2 separate regions of the Homo sapiens genome follow, and region 1 is linked to region 2. The links are chromatin loops, found by intact Hi-C in ENCODE. Cell type or tissue: dorsolateral prefrontal cortex. All regions are shown on one strand. Links, peaks and the distances in the headings refer to the core of each region. The heading gives the core; the rest is flanking DNA. Region 1 has its middle 100 kb from the start of MIR7158. Region 2 holds the start of LOC400940 (a long non-coding RNA gene).

Region 1 (9,918 bases), core at 1,153-9,152, 92 kb before region 2:
TCATCTCTATCTGAAATTCTCCATTTATTTATTCTGTGTCGGAGAACATGACGTCTGCTCACTCTGTATCCTGAGTGCCCAGACAAGGAATCATTCATAGCAGGTGCTCAATACGTCATCTTGGAGTGAGAGCACCTTGACTACCTCAGCCCAGATGCAACTGAACCCACCAGCTCTTCCTCCTGCTTTCAGGTCCGCTTTGGTTCTTCTTCCCTGCAGTCAGTGCTCTCTCAACACAGGTTTACTATCATTCTAGGAACATGGCATAAAATTTCACACCACCCCTGAGCCTTAAGTTATTCTGGCTGCCTGGAGTGATATTTCCCATTTAACTGCTTGGCAAAGTCCCACTCACTTTTCAAGTTCTAGTGCAAATGTCAATTCTTCTGTGAAGTGAGCCCTAACTCCGCAAGGGAGAATTAATTTCTCTCATCTGCAATCCCATAACAGTTTATACATAATTAGAGTGTAGCATGTCGCCCATAACATACTGTTTAATCGCTAGGTTTCTTCTGAGTTCCTTAAGGTCAGGATTATTGTACATCTCCAACTCCAGCAACAGAAAATAAGCTTTTTTTCTTCTTTTTGCTAATAAAAGCTTCCACCCAGAAAATCAGCGTGGGTCTCCTCCAGTGTCTATGTGTTTTCTCCGGGATAGTCAGGCCAACCATCTCTCTCAGGTTTCTGATGGGATGTGAGCTGGCATTCCCCCACCCAGCCCTACCTTCATGATATCTGCTCCACTATTCTGGTACTGAAGAGAAAATTCCAAATTAGTCACTTTTTGGCTCAATATTTCAAAAACGGCCTCTGAGCAACACTCATTTTTAGCACTATTTATTTTGAGCTAAGGTGCTAATGGATTGAGTAACATGTTTGCCTTTCAGCAGGGGACAGCACGCCTTTACCTCAAAACGAAACTAATGGGGAAGCTTTGGAGGTGAGATGAGGTGCCTTTGAAAATGAGGAAAAACATATTTTAAAAGAAAGAAAATAAATACTCTAGGAATACTCTGAAGTCAGCCTCTGATTAAACTCAGGAATATACATTTCCCCACAGTAGATCAGCCTGGCTATATCAATGATTAAAAAAAAATACCACACACAATAAAAAGTAAAAAAGAATCCCAGCATAGATGACAAATAACGATGGATATTCATGGAGTGTTTGCATTCCTTAGCACCTTATGGTATCCCGAGTTCCCATACCCTCTTTGCCAGTGTTTGAGAGGTAACTATGCTGAAACCCATCCTCCCTGTTACCTAAGGGAGGGAAGGGCTTGTGCATGGGTGTTCATGTATGTTGCTGTACATACTTTGCTACATGAAACATGATGGAGGTCCAAAGGATAATTAAGAGAATGTCTTGGGTGATAAATAAATACATTTAGAAGGTAAGATACAGTTGACCCTAGTGTGTGCCAGGTTTGCTATTAACCAAAGCAACTAGCCTACTAGAGATTACACACGTGCTCTGCAGGTCTTTTTCATATAACAGTTCTTTGTTTAGGAGCTCCTCCCATTTAGGTGCATACTTGAGTTGTTTTTCCTGCTCATGCCTGTATCACTGGAGTCTAATTTCGGTTGTCTCTTCTTACAAGCTGAGGACCCTTTCTCTTCTTCTATAAGACGGGGAGAAAGGAACTGCTCTTACTAGGGACTGCTTAATCTCTGTTAGAATGTTAGAATATAACTGCCTGTTATGCCTGGGTGTAGAAACAGGGACTAGAGCCAAGTTCCAGATAACTAAGGTGAATGTGAAGGGCATGCATTTCCATATATCTGTTTACCTTCTTAAGAAAATGAGATTAGTGTGTAACAATTATCTGTTAGAATGTTTCAGAATGTGATTTCCAAGAGCTCTCTCTCCCATGTGGGGACTCAGTCCAGCCTCCAAACATCTCTTGATAATTAAAAAGTATGTTATCTGTTGCCAGTTTATTATAGCTGAAGTAAACTGAACACCAGTACTCCTAATCCCATCAACCCTGTCTGCAGGAAGCTTGAGGGGTCAGGAACTACTTCTAAAGCAGTGTTCTGGCAGGGCGAGGTGGCTCATGCCTGTAATCTCAGCACTTTGGGAGGCCGAGGTGGGCAGATCACCTGAGGTCAGGAGTTCGAGACCAGCCTGGCCAACATAGTAAAACCCCGTCTCTACTAAAAATACAAAAACTAGCTGGGTGTGGTGGTGCATGCCTGTGATCCCTGCTACTCGGGAGGCTGAGGCAGAAGAATCGCTTGAACCCTGGAGGTGGAGGTTGCAGTGAGCTGAGGTCCTGCCACTGCACTCCAGCCTGGGCAACAGAGGGAGACTCCATCACAAAAACAAACAAACAAACAAACAGACAAACAAACAAACTACTGTTCCAGTGACTCCACACACGCCCTCATCTACTCAGCAGCTGCTCACAGACAATTTCAGACCTGGCCTCCTGAGATCCTAAGGGACTTCTTTTCTACAAGAGGCTGACTTCTGAGTAGAAACCCGCACACATATAACCTACTTCACGTGAGAGGCTGAACAAGAGTCAGTTGTTTACTTTGAAACAGGAACACAAAGTAAATTAAAAAACAAAAACAAACCTTAAAGTGAAGGAAAATTTCACTTTTATTTAAATGAAAAATGAACTTCACTGGCTTGTAAATAAATGATTGTCCATGAGAAAAGAATGGTTGTTGTTTTTAATTGCATAGAAAATTCTGTGAGCTGGCAAACACATGCTCAGAGCGAAAGGTGCTATCAATTGGCTGCTGTGACCAGCACAGAGGGGAATGCTCACTCTGCAGTTATGAGACTGAAGCTGGGTGTGTGCAGACATGTCCAGCTTCACAACGCAAGAAACGCAGAATGTCCCATCATATGCCCGTGAGAAACAGGGCGAGTAATTTTAGAGATTTTATATCCATTTATGATGACCTTTTAGACTGGATTTATTCATGTGGAATTAGAAGAAGGTGAGAAATTTCAACAATAAGTTGAGCTTTTTTTGTACAGCTCTATGGGAAGAGTGTACACTCTCAAAGCTTAGGCATCATATGGACCCGTGTGTACACAGAGCCAGGACCACGTGGAAGAGGGTGGCTGGCTCTCCCCGTCCTGACTGTGGCAGCCCCAAACAAGCCCATATGACTGGAGGAACAAGAAAGTATTTATAATTGCAAGAGGAGTCTTTAAAAACAAGTGATAGTCATAATAAAGATGATACCACAGACTTTTAAAATTAATTTTTCCTCATTGTTCTTTACATAGTTTTATTTCCTTGTGCCCTGAGTTGATTGTTGAATCCCCTTACAGTGTCTTTGCTCTCTCTCTAACTCATCATCTTTCTTTCTGTCTCATTTCCCCCTCTTTTACCAGTGTTGGAAGAATTCCTAACACTGCAAGAAACCCACCTGTAAGAATCTTTTCAGAGATATACACAGTGACTTCTACAGATGTTTTATAATGAGTGATATTTCTTATTTTTTAAAAGATCAAGATTTTTTTTTACAAAAGATTTATTTAAAATTGCCATGATCGGTTTTTGCTTTAGGTGATATGAGAAAATAAGGATCCCAGTTTTCTTTAGAGGAGGACAAGATTTATCTCATGCACACCAGAACATCACAGAACCAGTGTCTTGACTCTTCAGGAGGTGCTCCTTTCTCCAGACTTTTAGTATTAAAAATAATCAAATACTGATACTGTCTTGCAGCACTGAAGCATAAACTTTAAAAATCTTTCTTATTGAAGTCATTATAAATTTCCTCTAAATAACTAAATGCAATATGTGATCCTGGAATTTATCTAGGACTGTGAAAACATTACAATACAGGACTTTATTGGGACAATTGACAAAATTTGATTATAGATTGTAAATTAGATAGTAGTTTTGCATTAATGTTAAATTTGCTGATTTGAATAATTGTCCAGGGATTATGTAAGAGAACATTCTCATTCTTAGGAAAAACACAGTGAAGTATTTAGTGGTAAAGAGACATTTTGTTTTCAACTCATGACAAATGGTTCAAAGAAAAAAGAAAAACTATCATTATACACACGCAGAAAAAAGTTGAGAAATCAGATGGTCAAAATGTAAATAATTGGCAAATCTGAGTAAGCAGTATGAGATTTTTGTACTTTTTTTGTAACTCTTTTGTAAATTAAAATCATATCCAGATAAAGACCAATTTTTTTTTTAAAAAGAAGATAGTCAAGGAGACAGTCTTACCATTTAATCAACAAGTAATACTTAAACGTTTTAAATTTATTTTCTTGGCTATGCCCTCTTTTCTTTTAGAAGCACATTTATAAGTTGGCTAAAAATGTAATTAAAACTGTGTAGAGATGTGCGTGTGTTTTACTCCCTCAAATATTGCATTTAAAAATAATATCTCCCTTTAGAAAGAGCCCTGTTTTGTAGAAATTGTAATAAAAACATTTGGAATAGCATAATATTTTGCCTAAGAATATGTTTTAGTTTTGGTCTTGTGCATCCACCCCCTCTCCCTCTTTTGAGTTGAAGATACATGATTTTGGTGTCTCCTCTGTTCATATTCACAGAGGACAAATAGAATCTCTGGTCCCTTGCATTTTGGCTTTGCAGGTGGTTGCCTATTTAAAGTATTCTAGACCCCACTCAAGACTAAAATGAACCCTCAGCAATCCTTCTCTTGTGGAAATTATGACAATTATTTCAATCATTACAATTTCTTATAAAATTGTATATGCTTTATTTAAAATATGTTTGTGAAGCAGAAAAACATTCTAAAATAACAATTTTCCTGTTGGAGGAAATGACTGGGTCACGATTTGCTATCACTGAACTTACAGCATCCAGATTCAAAATGCAAATTTGGTATTATTTTTTTAATTGGCCACTGATGTTTAGGGTGTGAGCGAGGTCCAGCGAGAGACACAGCTAAACCCTCAAACTGGAATGCGATTTCCCAGCCCTCGTGGGCCCCATCAGCCTACACACATGAAGCTGCTTTCCTCTCGCCTGTGTCCTCCGCAGATGCCTCACAAAATGCAAAGGAACCATCAGCCCATTCGAGGTGTTAGCTTCAGCCTTTGTATAAATTGCCCTGATCTATGTTGCCTTGTGCAGAAAAATAAGTCAACACACTTGCAGGATCAGTCACATGAAAATACCTCCTTGTCCAGGCCTGCTAATCTCTTCTTTCTGTCGCTTGTTGCTTTATTGTCGACTTCAAGTCCTAAATAATATCTTATAAGCAGCACAGACCTTAGTGAAAGCTCTTAATGACTGTGGGGGGAAGGAGTTGGCATTTGAACATGGAGCTATAGTGTTCCCTTTCTTTCTTCCCTTTCTCTCCTCCCCTACCTCTGACTCCCTCCCCCACACCCCCCTTTTTTTTTTTTTTTTTAAGAAATCCACCTTCCTTGCTCAAATTCCAAATCATTGCAAAGTTCAGTGGAGGCTTCTCCTCCTTGCATACCCTTATGATTTCAAAGTGAGACCATCTTAACTGAAAGAGAAAGTTTATTCAGGTGGCATGAATCAGACAAGGGCTCAGTGACGCAAACTGGAGCCGCAGACAGCGGCCGCTGTGTCTCTGGCAGCGCCTCCCTCCTAAAGAAGCATAACAAAACCCCAGAAAAACAGGCCGCCAGTAATCTCCTTGCCTTAGCCAGAAACAGGGGTGACAGAAAGCTGCCCTCTCATTATAGTCTTGGTCTCAAGGTTAGAATTAGACCCTTAGGGTAAGGAGCTGTCAATTAGAGATAACTCCAACCAATGCTGTCTGAAATGGTGGACTTATCTCCTAGCAACTCCCTTCATTCAGGGCACAGCCCCTAGCTCTGCCTGCAGCTCAAGAGTCATCGTGGAGACAGTGAAATAACCTTTTCAGTTTGAACAGATGCCTAAAGAACTCTGCTTCCTGAGTCCTTGATGGAGTCTGGGTGACATTTGCCTGGAAATGGGTTTAAATCTGGAAAGAATTAAGATTCTCTTGTTTTCCAGTTGCAGATGTTTCACTTGGAGGATTTAACAGAAGTATCTGGTGAAACAATCAGAAAATCTGAATTCAATCTGATGCTGAATACCTTTTTCTTCCAGATATGAGTCTGTCATGTTTATGTATAAGCTGACATATTCTCCCTTCACATTGCCTATTTTATGCTTACGAGAAATTTGCCAACAGTTGGGAGTGGAGTGGCTCTGGTTACCACGGGAACTCAGCCTCCCGCTTTATCTCCCATGGCAGGGCATATAGAAAGCCGACAAGCATAAATCCTATTAAGAAAAGCACAGGGTTATGCACCATTGAGGTAGGGTCCATCACAGAATTTACTACTAGAATATATACTTGGTGCAAAAAATAATACGTATTTTCCTTGGAATTGTCTATTCATTAGATTTGGGAATCACATTGTTGATTTTTCTAATCTCAAGCAAGAGTGAAGATGACAAAATACCAGGAGGTTACTAGGGGGTGGAGAAAAAGCAAGCCTTTGATTTTCCACTGGTATCTGCAGTAACAAAAGGATACCTCAGAAATGGTGTAAAAATAGCAGATGCAAAGCATCCAGCCTGCTGCGGGGTGTAAATCAGGCCCTGCTCTTGGAATTAAAGGTTTGGCTTAACAAAGCTCTTTTGTAGGATAACAGCCTCCTGGGCTTCCTGGTGCAAACCCTGAGCACTGGCCATTTTTCCAGAAAGCCTCTCGAAGGACTCACCTCTGTCACTTCCACGGAACAGCATTGCTTCCATGGTTATGAAATTGGGGTATCATCTATGATGCCATATTCACTGAATTTTATATCCACACCTACACTAGCCTGCACTTTATCAGTGAAGTAATTATCTTGTTTGTTTGTTTTTGTATTTAAGTCATTTTCAGGTATATTGGAAACAATAATCATATTGTCAAGAAACCAACAAATTCTGTATCAGGCTAGTTGACTGGTAAGTCGTGGGTCACAGAACAGAACTGCATTCTGGAATAAGTCGGTCTCAGAGCACAAGAATCCAAAACAGCTGTCATGCCAGTTGCTGTGAGTTTATGGACAAGGAGATTGGGTCTTTTTTATGCAGAGTGATAAATAAGATTTCTCCCCCTCCAACCTGAACAGCTTTGCGGTGGATTTATTTGTACCCTCCCTAAATCTCTGCGTGCAGATGAATTGCTCATTAAGCTCAGATGTACTTGTTTTCTTATTACCACTTGTCAACACCACAACACACAGGAAAGGATTTTTGAAAGAGACAGAGAAAGCCGGAGGAACTTTGAATGAATATTTTTTTGTGTGTGCCTGTGAATGGGATGTATTTACAATTCTGCTTTGGTTTATTTTAAAAATCAAGATTTCAGCTTAAGAAAAAAAAAAACTGGCAAATATATCACAAAATATCCAATACCTTAAAATCAAGTTATGAGTAATTTGCAAAAATTAACCTTTTCTCATTAGTGAAAGAAGGAAGCGGGAACAGATTTATAAATTGTTTTCTCAAGGCAGGCACACCTTAGGTTGTTTTCCTTGTGGTTATTTTCACATTAAAATATTGAAATCTACCCATTGTAAATATACACACTGTTAGAGCATTGTTACAAATACTTTCTTAAAAATTGCAAATTCTCTCTAGTATGGAGAATATTCCTGCATTTGTAACATGCTAGTTGGCATGAAGTTTGAATAAAGTAACAAAAAATTACCTTAAAAGAAAAAAAAAAAAGAACTATAAGCAGCCATCACAATTTACTTTAGCAAGCGGCAGCTTGGTAATGTCCCCAGGATGCTTATGGGAACTGTCACTGGTGTTCCCTAGGAGATGACTGAAGTTAACCTTTTCACTGCTGTAGGAATTGAATGGATTCTCCCAGCATCATCTTAAAGTCGACAGGTCTGCCTACATCTCATTAACCTGTGGCCAAGAGCCTCTGTTTCAAAGGGCTTTTGGTTGGTAAGAAGGGTCAAAGCTCGGACTGTATCTTGATGCAAATTCGAGTCCTCCTAATGCTTTCTGGGTACCTTGTCATACTAGGCTCTTATGGTTTGATTTTGCATATACAACAATGCATCTCACGGTGGCCAGCATAGGACTGCTCTCTCCTTTCCCACCCAGTTTCAGTGGAGAAATGGAAGTCTCCAGGCTTCCAAGATATATATGGTCACTGACTATACTTCCAGAACTGGGTTCAAGAAATGCAGGGTTTAATTTTTTTTTTCAGTATATTGTTATTTTAAAAATGTCACTTTGAAAAGCTACGTATTGCTTTCTAACTATTCATACTGCCTTGGATTTGTATGTATCCTTGTCCTAAAACAGTATTTCTTTACGTGTTCCATCTATAGTTCTCCAATAAATATGTGTTCAAGGGTAGTTGGTGAGGAAAGGTGATGGCCCCATACGGCATTGATCCAAGAGTGGGAAGACCCAAAATTCTTTTCCAGCTTCATGTTTACTAATTGACCTCGAGTAAGTCACAGCTTCATTGGACCTCAGTTTCTTCATGGAGACTCAAGTGAAATAAAGCATTTGAAAGGGGTTATAAACTCTAAACTATTAATCAAATATTATCACTATTTCCATATTTTTATCTCAATCTTGCAAGATATTAAAAATTATTTCCTAATGGTATTTGATAGAATTGTCAATCTTAAAAAGCAGAAAAAGTAGTATTTATTTGGTTTTACTTCTGACTACCCTTAAATTTATCTCCAGCAATCCAAGAAGCATCCCTTACTTACCACGCTTAATTAGGATAATTTTCTAATTTTGTAAATGTTAGTGTTCTGTATCTTGTAGATTTTTGTTACCCAAGGAAGGTCCCTAAGATAATTCATGGAGTGGTATCCTATGAGAAAAAAAAAGAACATTTTTAATATTTTGCCTGCTTGAACCATAAACCCTATAGCCTTTTTTTTTTTTCTTCTTGCCATCCTGGGATTATTATGATTATTCACAACTGTGTTGGCAACTTTTCCTTAACCTTGATAGGATGTTCCAAATCTGAAAAGCTATTTCTACAGCCAGAAACACAGAAACAGCAGTTGGAGTTTGAAAAGCTATAATGAAGCAGAGAAATATAACAAAGGAAGATGTTTGCCCCAAGAAAGAGTGTAAATAAGAAGCATACTTCTTATGTATGGGCTTCATCTTAAATGCACCTGAACCAAATTTTATTCCTGGGTATTAAGTCCTAATTTTTAGGAAAGCATTCTTTCATAGAAATCTTCTCACTATTCAAAGAAATAGAAAAAAATAGGGTTTAAAGAATGAGACTAGGTAAAATGACAGCCTGCTGTCTTTTGAGAACAGAGACTGAATTATAAAGAGTGAATTATAAAGGCATCTGCAACTATTATTTGTCATTTTATTCCTTTACAGGTTTCTAGCAGAAAGAGACTGTGGTTAAAATGTCTGTGTGTGTCCATGTGTGTGTATGCGTGTACCACTTGTCAACACCACACGTATACACACAGAGAGACAGGAAGAGCCAGGAGGTTAGCAGAATTCTGGAATAACAAAACCTCCTTGAAAAATGGAATCAATTATCCAAATCTGATTCTAACATATTTACGTATTTCAACAAAGATCACTATTTTATTTACTTCATCATGTTATAAAACAATAAGCTATTCCTAAGCATGACCAAAGCTCCTGCTATGTCTATGCACTCAAATATTACCAATCCATAGCAAGAAGGAGCTGAGAAATGTTAACTGGATTACTCCTTTCCTTATCCAATGCCTAAGCTGATGAGCTGATTAAAGAAGTCATTAAAGAGAAACCTCACTGGTCATATATGACCCATGCTTTGAACTTACCAATGCATTAGATATTTCAGACAGTTATTCACGAGAGTCAGTCCTGGTTTTGAATTCAGTGTGGGTGAGGGGGCTGCTGACTTAGGGAGCCTGCAGGGACCCCGCGGCCTACTGCTAGGCAACAGCCCCTCCCCAGCACA
Region 2 (9,918 bases), core at 1,030-9,029:
AAAGTAGCTGAGACAAGGATCTCTGACTTGCACTTTCTTTGTACGCCTGCACAAATTCTTAATGACCTTAGCTTCCCTATTCATAACATGGGCCACTTCTTCAACGGGGCACAAGGGCACTAAGGGATGGGTCGCTGGGAATCAGCCACTGTAGTTTGGATAATTTGAGCCACGGCAGGCACCAGAGGAACCTGGGCCAGGCTGGTTTCACCGCAGCCTCCCTTAGTTTTGGAGACAGCAGACACGGGTGGGAGAGGGAGACAGCACAATCAGTCCTCTCCCTGAAGGCACAGAAACATCTGTGAAGAGGACAGGGGACAGGCCCTCAAGCAAGGCCCCACACAGTTCTGGCAATAACATGGATTCCAAGGTGGTAGATGACGGCACGGGCTCACGCCCATGCGAATGGGACCAATTGGCAGAATGGAATAAGCACAGAACCACCCAAAATAACAACCACTGCAGTAACACCAAACAGAACTGGGTTGTTCAGAAAATGACAGAAGCCCATGTTACCACCATTAATTGTTTGTTACATGCTGCTGCAGAAAATAAAATTATTTTGGTAGAGGGAAATATTGTGTGTCCCAGCTTTCAGACACAGATGCAGTTTGGCGACAAAATAGAGATTAGGTCAATAAAGGGCCCTCTGGTCTTCATGCCTTGTGTCCAGGGCTGGCCGTGTGCCTGATATTCTTAGAATGAATGCTATGGATGACCTTCTTCCTTTGATAAATGAAATTGCTTGGCTCACACACTTTTTAATGTGGTTTTTATAGAGTCTTTCAGAGGAAAGGAGAAAGAGAAAGCGCGAGCGAGTCTGTGGCTGCCTTTCTTGAAAAATCACTGTGGGCCACAGCGGAACTCTGAAAGTGACAGTGTGAAGTCATTCTTGTGCTTGCCGTTTTGGATGGCAGATGGGAAGCAGGTGCGTTTCTGCAGGATGAGCTGAAGAAGAGGGGCTTAATTAAAGAACACGCTCACGGCATCCAAAAGATCTTGAATTGCCACCGTGTGGGCCTGCCTTTCCCCTTCCCCAGAATCTTTTTAACTCTTTTCATGGTGGGTCATTGTCCTCCCTGCAGCCCAAAGCAATGAGGCCGGGGCTATTATTTTCCTTGTGGACAAATGGCTCTGCAGAGCTGGCTGCCGGGCCAATGGAGCCTTCTGTGGCCACTGTGCAATTGAAATGGTTCTCAGAGAAGGGGCCTCAGCTGCTGCCTGTCTCTAATTGTTGCTGGGACCCAGCCTTCTGGTCAGCTCTGGTCCCTGCCGCTGCTGTCTACACCGACTGTTTTTCCTCCCGGCTTCCAGAGATGAGGCTTCCTTTTGTTCCTCACAGTATTGCACTTTCACGTCCCCTGCAAATGCGGGAGTTGATCTCTTTTCCGTTGTGCGAAGTCTCTGGGGGCCTCTGTTGCTCTGCTCACTACTGTCCGAAGGTGAGCTTCTTGCCACTCCTCTCCAGCCTGCCTGTGTGGGTTGCCTCATGAGCTGTGATTCAAAAGATGACAAGGAGGCACTGGAAGGAGCCCCGGAGGCCCTGGGGTCTACCGTCTGGTTGTAGGGACAGGAACATTTGAGGTCAGGAGGGGAGAGACTTTGCAGGATAATTCTGGGGCAAATCCAGGCATACGCCAAAGAATGCTGATTCCCAGTGCCTGAAAGGGGGGAAGGTTTTCGCAGCTTCCAGGAGAGGCGCCTGGTGGTAAGGAAGGGTGGGCCCACCACACTGGGACTGGGAGCCACCCCGAGGGAGAAAGTGCTGCAGTCAGACCTGCTGCTAGAGCCTGGGTCTGGGCCACATTGCCTCCAAGAACAGGATGACTCCTACCTGGCTGGCCTCTAGACCAAGTGAACTAGAAACAGGAGAAGCGCCCCTGCATCCAGTGAGCAGTGTTTCTGGAGGGCGTTGGTAGGGAGGAAGGTGGAGGTTCCAACTCACACTTTCCTCCAGGACCTGACCATCACAGAAGCTCCTACCAATGTAGCTTCCATATTTCACTGCCTAATTCTGGATTATTGATGAAAGCAAAACAAACATTATTTATTAAGCAACTGTTTACAACTGAGACCCAGGGAAGTGACATAATCTAAGATTACGTAACTAATTAGTGGCGGAGGTAACACCCTGTTATATCATCTCCTTATTTTAAAACAATTGCAAAGCATTGCAAACATTTCAAATAAGCACATCTCTGGCATTTTATGACCTTTTTATGCTTAATTCAAAAGAATGTACTTGCTTTAAATAAACATTAAGGACATGAAATACATTGATATATACACAAAAGACTGTTTATAATTCTTATGTATTAAGCTCCCATTGTGTGCTATGTGTTTTTTTATTTTCCTGCATAAGCAGCATTCTCTGCTGCAACCCAGCAAGGTAGGCATTATTGCCCCTGTTCTGCAGCTGAAGAAGCTCTCACTAAGAAGGATGAAAGCAGAAAGGCTGGGAAAAGATCCCCCACAAAGCAAATAAAGACATGGGAAGGAACACCCAGATCTGCCTGGCTTCAAAGCCAGTGGTAGTAACTTCCCTAGTGTGAACGAGCTCATCCAGGGATAAGGTTTATTTAGGAACAAAAGAGAAATCCCACCGAATCATTCCTACAGATTTTTCTTTCTTAGTCTAAGGAGTGATAGGAAAAACCGTAAAGAATGGGAAACGGTCAAGCAGAATTGGCAAGTGTTCTTGAGTCAAGACCCCTCATGAAAAGGATAAGCCATTCTCTCTGCCCAAATGTGATTCCTGTAGCTGGGTCCCAGTCAGCACGTTTTCCACTGAAATGCTGAGGAGGGGAGGGGCTCTTCCTGGGGTAGCTGTACACAGCCGTGGTGGCCAGCCTAATTCAAGTTGCACAGCGTGGACATACACACTCTCACGCTGGTGACTCCCAGGCTATTAGTTCAACAGTCCATTGAGTTTGACATCATAGATGGGGGTTGCAGGGGGTGCGCAAGGGAATAATCCGATTTGCAGAGAGGAAAAATTGTTTGTTGTGTATATACTTCCTGTCTTTATTTTCACTACTCTTTTTCACTCAGCGCTTCTAATTTCCACATGTAAACAGAGTCAGTGGAAAGCGCTTATTATCTAACGCTGTACTATCTGAAATTCCCTCTATTATTCTATGGGGCCATGTTGATCAGGACCACCCCTGAATGTAAATGATGCAGTCAGAGGCCTTGCAGTCCTGGGGCCAGGGCGGCATTTTATGTGTGCATAAACACACAGGACGTCCTGCCTACAAACCATTTTGTCCCCAGGGCTAAATATTTAAGTGTCCTCATGGTAATGATCAGAGATAAGACTTTTACCTTGCTGTGATTACAAAAGGGAGTATACATTTGCATCTATTAATAATCACCACCCTTATAAACAGCAACAACAACTTTGAATTTTTCTTGCATATTCATTTAACCTGTACTGAATGCCCATTGTGTGCTTGTACTCACTGGATTTTGTACCATATTATTCTACCCTTATACATACATGTGTAATGTGTGATGTTCATTCTCCTTTGAGGATTTTGGCACTAAAAGCTTTCCTCTATTGGGAAAAATGTGAAAATATTCCTTTGCATCCAGAGTCAACCCATTTGGAAATAGGAGCAAAGCTTCCACAGACTCCATTTTTTCTTTCTATCAAATATCCTTTGTGAGATAAAGCTCCAAGGATGGAAATTAGCCGCTTCTGTCCTGAGAATCTTCCCAACCCTATTCTTTCAAAGGATTGTCCATAAGGCTCTGGGACCACCACAATGCGGACACGCACGGCTGGCTGACGGCCTCGCTTCAATAGAAAGCCTTTTAAAACCTGCTCCCATGGTCCTGAAAAAGACTCTCTTCTTGGGGGCTTAGGCCCCGGGGAAAGGGAGCCAGGGCTCCGGAACTGCTCAGCGCAGCTCACGAACTGTTTTCGTCCACATCTGAGAAGACTCCAAAGCACTAAAAATGATGAGGGGAATTTAAAAATCATGTTTGTTCAAGGGATGGGGGGAAGGAAAGGAACAGAAGACGGAGGCAGGGGAAGAAATTTATAGCAAAAAGGTTACCTCGGCTATTTCTCCACTCTGGGGGTCATCCTAGAAACGTCCCTCCTCCAGACATGGGGGTGGTGCCAGTTGCCAATAATCCTCTCTTCCCGGAAAATAAAAACCAAGCGGTTAGCAAATGTCAAGATAAAAAAGAAAATCAGCTGAACAAGGGAACAGCCAGGATGGGCTGCTCGATGGGCGCCGGCCACGGGAGCCCCAGGTGCAATCAACAGCTCTTTAAGACTGCAGGTCATCATTTCTCTGCTTTGAAAAACCCAGCCATCTCTTGGAGAGTCAAATCGATTAGAGGCCACCTTTTGTGAAAGTGATGCTATTATTGTGGTTGTAATTTATGCAAAGACATTCTGTGGCACACGATGATTAAATTATAGTATAGAAGACAGGATTTCTATAGCGTGTTCCCTCCTCTGGATTTTGCACTTTTATCTACATTCGAATCAGGTCTGTGAAAATTTGGTGCACATGCTTTTCATTCTGGATGACAGAACATTTCCACATGTTTCTGTGTATTTTTGAAGTGGAGAGAACGGTACCGCCACTTGGAGATCCAACTGAGCCTACGAGGCAAAGGCAATGTGATTCTTTTATAAAAAGAAAAGCAGACAGAAAGGGTTATTTCCTGACACTCTTTAGGGGTGAAGCTGTGCAGGTAAAATAAAATAATAAATAAAATACACTGAAAACATAAAAGCATTGTGACTTAGCTCCCTGAACGTCAGAGACATCACCATACAGGATTGCATGTGCAGAAAGGAGACCCAAGGTTAAGATTTGCTTCTTACCTAGACAACACCTCAGCATCCTGCCTTGTGGCCATAACTAGAAAGGAGCTTCCTCTGTCTCCACGTCAGCCACCATTTTAGTGTGGTCTCTGGATACGGTAAGATGGAGGCAGACAGAGAGAAAGCCTGAGGGGCTCCCTCTGCACACGCTCAGCTGTGCCCCGCAGCCCCAGCGCCTCTCCCTAGGTGATGCATTATTCACCAGCCCCCTTCAGCTGAGTCAGGAGGAGCTGAGACAGGACAGCGCCGCGGCGAAAACGCAGACGATGACAAAGCCTGCTTTACCGACGGTCCCGGGGTATTGCAGGGAAAGGCAGCCCCCCTCCAAGGCATTACAATGTGGGCTTTTAATGGGCTATTTGCTATCTAGAAATATTTATGATGCAGCCGCTATTCGTGTGGGGTTGCTTCCTCCCTGGGCTAGCTGCCTTTTCCTCTCTCTCTCCAAATATACAGCCCTCATGAAAAATCTCTCCGGGGATCACAGGATGCTGCCGGCAGCTGGGGAGGCTCTTGCTGGGGCCGACGGGAGCCTGTGTGGCAGGGTGGCTTCTCCCTCCACCCCCTTCAGCCCTTCCAGCACCCTCGGTGCCTGCCCTCTGGATCCTTAACAAAGAAGAACCCTGCCTCCTTCAGCGCCTGAAGCCGGGGGAGGTGCAGGTTGAGCTGGGAAGAAATGGGGAGCAGGGTCCGGGCTGTTTCAGACCTTCATGGAGGACCCAGGGAAAGAAGAGCCCCCAGAGGGATTCGTGGACACAGCGTGACCTGCGGGCCCCTGGGCTGCGCCTGCCGTCCATCATGTCAGGAGGAGGAGAAGGAGAGCACGAGGCGTGTGTGTGTGTGTGTGTGTGTGTGTGTGTGTGTGTGTGTGTGTGTGTTTAAAGAATGTTAATTCATACTGAGATCCTAGGGAATATTTTCCTAACTAGGACAGACTTGGGAATAAATAACGTGCTTATATAGCTGGGTCTCCCCTCCCCTTCCTTTCTCCCACTCACTTAACACACACACACGTGTGCGCACATAGACACACGCACACACGTGCACACACATTGCTAGTTACTAAAGCTAGCCTGTGGGGCAAGGAAAAGCTGACCTTGAGAAATGCAGTTTTCAATTCCAGCTGAAGCCCACGTGAGGAGCCTGTGCCTGGCACTCCAGACAGACTGCATACGTTAGGTGGGCCACAGGCAGGCACATCCCACACGTGGACTTGGGCGAGGTGCCCTAATGTGGCAGCTGAGGAGCAATAGAGGGACCCAGGTGGAACCATTTCCACAGGCCTGGAGTGTGCACTGCAAGTCTCCAGCCTTGACAAAGATCATGGGTGTGCTGAGGTTTCTCATCCACCCGAGCCTCTGTCTACACACACAGAGTGCCTGGGAGCTGAGAAGTGTGTTTATTCTGCTCCTTTCCTCCCTCATAAATGACTGCTACCAGCACTTGGAGGAAAAGCCCAAGCTGTGTCTGAGTGAATGGAAGCAGAGTGGGCAGGCCGGCCTCACTAGCCAAGTCCAAGCCGCGACCGCGTGTGTAAGTGATTTCCATGATCTCATTCCTTAACCCTTTTTGAGATGATCCTTCTCTTCCCGAGTGCACTTAGGGAAGGCAGGTAAAATCATCTGCTTTCCTGTCTCTTTCCTTGATCTGGCTCTATCAGAGAAAGAAAGAACTGTTAGGACGCATCCAAGAGAAAAGATACCTGATCAAATTATTTCAATGAAAGAAATCCAGTTATAAGATATAAATATATACATTCGAATTCTATTATAAACATGAAAGTGTCTGTGTGGGTGCGTATCTGTAGAAAATACAAGAAGAATACATATCAACACGGAAGCAGTAATACCTCTTGGTAGTGTGATAATTATATTTGATTTTTCATACTTTTTAATTTTTTCTCAAGCAAGATATGAGTTATTATTGCTTCAACAATCAGAAAACAATTAGCTTAAAGAAACAGACAATCTGAACAGTTACCATACACATTAGCAAAGACACTGTTTAAAGTTCCACTCAAGTACCCCAGTGTTCTCAGCAGGCTTTCTATCTTCTCATTGTATTTATTCCAGTTTTCATTTTAACTCAACCCAGTGTCTTTTCTGGGCTGTGAAGATACTCGTGGTGTAAACTGCTAGTGATTCTCAGTGACTGCACTTTGCTTATGTCTTATTATATAGGAATATATGACCTCAATATTTAGCTGGGCATGTGGTCATCAGAGAGTGCAACGCTTTCCAGCACTTTTGCAGATGGGTGTGGCTTAGTGACTAAGTCCCAGCCCATCAAATATGAGCTGAGGTGATGTGTGCAACTTTAGTGTTATCAGAAGAGGCAGATCACCCAGACCTTTCCTTCTTCTCTTCTTTATGTCTGAAATCCAGCCAAAGCAGAAAGCCATTAATAACAGGACTACACTGCAACTCCATAGCTACCTGCAGGCTGACTTGCTGGAGAGCTCTGACTGAGGCTGGATGGGGAGGGGCTGCCACCCAGGACCATTCTCTCCCCAAGTTTGGCATCCAGGGGACAACTGGGTCTCTTTGTCAGCTACTTCTGGGCCTTGGGGCCAGATAGACAAACGAGTCTCCTACAAAGTCCAAGGGGCTCCTCTCTGTAACACGTTTTGAGTTTTTTGAAATTGCCCAAGAATTCCCTCACTAATAGATTACTACTTAGGAATCTTCATTTTTGGTTCTGTGTGCCATAACATACCCCGTTCTCTTTTCCCATTATTATCCTCCCCAAAACAACCACTGCCAGCCCCCTTATAAATTGTGGGAAGTGGGTGAATGTTCCCCTTTCCAAAGCTCTTGGAGCTTGTCTCTGAAATGCTTTCCTACTCAATGTCAGGAAATCAGATGTCGGTATTTACCTCAGCCTGGAATCTCCTTCCCAAGCCACCCTCCTGGGTGTGCCCTGGGCCAACACAATGATTCAGGTTACAAGGTCTGCAATAAGCTTCTGGTAACAGGACATTGTTCTGCGGTAACTGGCTATCTGGGACCTGTTAAAGGATACCCATGCTTGTTTCTCTGGAAGATTCCAGAGCTCTTCACTTCCATAATGGGTCCCCACCCAAGACTAGAAAAGCCAAGTGAAATCTCCTATCTGAATCTCTTGCTTTTGCTCTTGATGAAGAGCCATCCTTTTTTCCTCCTCCTCTCCCTTCCGTATCACCACTGTTTAGGAATATCTATAAGGAGTTCAAATCCAGTTATGCAAACCTTTGGGTTGAGGATGTCCCAGCTTTGCCCTGGCCACACCCATTCTAGGGAGGCCAAGCCATGCCTCCAGCTTCACATCTCACTGTCCAGAGCCTCCACATCCATGTCACATTTCTGCTCTGAGAACAATGCAGAAATACCACCCCTCCCCAGAGGGATTTAGGTAGGTGGCTTGCACCATCTGTCATCATCAACATGATCCAAAACCTGTTTTAAGTCATTAAAAATTTCTCTGAGTCATGGTCGTCAAAGATTCTCTTTGAGTACACAAATGTCCTAAATGTGGAGCCCTGTGACACACCATCATGTGACATTTTCTGTGGCCTCAGATACTGACCACTGATGCAACTTCCCAGTAGGATGTCTCAGTTAAGGCTCAAATCTCTATCCTCAGCCCAGGCCTCTCAGTTGTGGAAAACACCTTGGATTTGGGTGAATTAGTCATTTCCACAAAGGCAGTGGCTTCATTCCCGTAGCCACTATGGATCTCGTGCCTTGGGTGACAAGTCCTCATTCCTTGTCCCCAGGCATTCTGGCAACGTGGACCCCAGTGCCATTCATCTCCACTCTGGATGAAAGCTGTGGTTTCTTAGAAGTTCACATGTGGAAATGGGGCCTCAGTATCAGCCTCCACATCCTTCCTTCTTCAGGAAAATTCATCTTATGGGCAAATTCCAAATAACTTCAGAATCCACCAGAAGAATTATGCTTGGCCATGGTTACTCCCAGTTGAATAAAATCAGATCCTAATTTGTCTTCAACCTCCTGGCTGCAAATTTATCTCAATCATGTTTTCAGCCATTCCTCCTGGACTTGAACACAATTCCCAAAGATTCCGTAGAGTCCAAACATCAAAGGAAATGTTCTCTGTTCTTCAGCTCCAACTGTTCCCACAGAAGTACTCTCCATCCCTTTTAGATAAGCTGACTGAGCTGTTTGGACACAGGGACATGTCATCACTGTCCCCAAAGCCGTGACACTCAGTGTCCAGGGTCCTCACATTTTTCATGACCTCTATGTGCATGGGGCTGTCTTATCCCAGAGACTTGGGGTACAACCTCCACAACACCATCAACAACAAGAACATCCTCTGCATCCCCATGCCCTAGCTGTCCTTATCTCTCATCATGGAAAACTTCACACCATGACTTCTCCCTCTACTGGCAGTGTCCAGCATGCTTCCTCTCAGAAAACCCAGGCTTTCACAGATAATGGTTTGCCTTGTCTCCTAGTGGCCTAGACACTACTGCTTTTGGTCCTATCACCCAAAAACGTGAGCAAAATCTACAAAGGCAAGAGAGCACACACTCTTGGCCACAAAAGAGGGAGAAAAACATAACAGTGTCTCAGGATCTTGTTTTTCCCATGTGGTTATTAGCATTGCATCTGTATTTAGTCCATACGCTCTTGGTAAAAGAGCCTATGTTTGCTCTACTTTAACTCTGTTAACAGAAGTACAAATGTTGAAGAATGTGGCATCCATGAGTGCAGGAGGCCAGTGGGGGTGTGAGACGGTTGGGACTGGGTTGGTTATCTCTTGTCTATTTTTCACGTGAGAGTAATTTACATGATATTGGTTTGTGTTTTGACTTCTCAGGAGCTATCTTCTATCTGGAGTCTCATATTAGGTGAGATTGCTGCATGAAGGCAATACTTCTTTACAGAGTTTGCTGGCCACTGGTGAGCTAGACTACTTCTCTTCCTTTAGCTAGGATTGCATTTCTATTATTTTCAGAAATCAACAAAGTTTAAGACAGTAAGATCTCAGCATATAATCTCAATTCTTGTCATCAAATTATCTTACATCACTTATAAGATTCACCTCAATATTGTATCTAAATTTTC

The links. Peaks named below come from ENCODE experiments on the same cell type or tissue, not always from the same donor. Only the 100,000 strongest peaks of a DNase experiment are listed, where the experiment ranks them.
Region 1: it touches region 2 in a loop (4-fold over the local background); 3 of 110 quality-filtered maps call a loop at or near these places.

Annotation. Positions count from the first base shown.
Region 1 is chr2:6,069,586-6,079,503 of GRCh38, reverse strand. No RefSeq gene overlaps it. Among named protein-coding and RNA genes, the nearest start is that of MIR7158, 100 kb to the right of the region's middle. In dorsolateral prefrontal cortex, for the core only: a CTCF peak has its summit at 5,909; no DNase peak of the experiment used is centred there; H3K4me3 peaks cover 1,052 bases; H3K27ac peaks cover 798 bases.
Region 2 is chr2:5,977,001-5,986,918 of GRCh38, reverse strand. It overlaps SILC1 (sciatic injury induced lincRNA upregulator of SOX11), which reads right to left. Exons shown (of 2, transcript NR_026832.1): 2 at 6,701-9,918. It overlaps LOC400940 (a long non-coding RNA gene), which reads right to left and starts at 4,941. Exons shown (of 3, transcript NR_026833.1): 1 at 4,847-4,941; 2 at 4,062-4,621; 3 at 1-1,494. RefSeq lists an enhancer at 5,434-6,180. In dorsolateral prefrontal cortex, for the core only: no CTCF peak of the experiment used is centred there; DNase peaks (open chromatin) are centred at 5,098, 5,483 and 6,322; H3K4me3 peaks cover 3,493 bases; H3K27ac peaks cover 3,279 bases; H3K27me3 peaks cover 1,664 bases.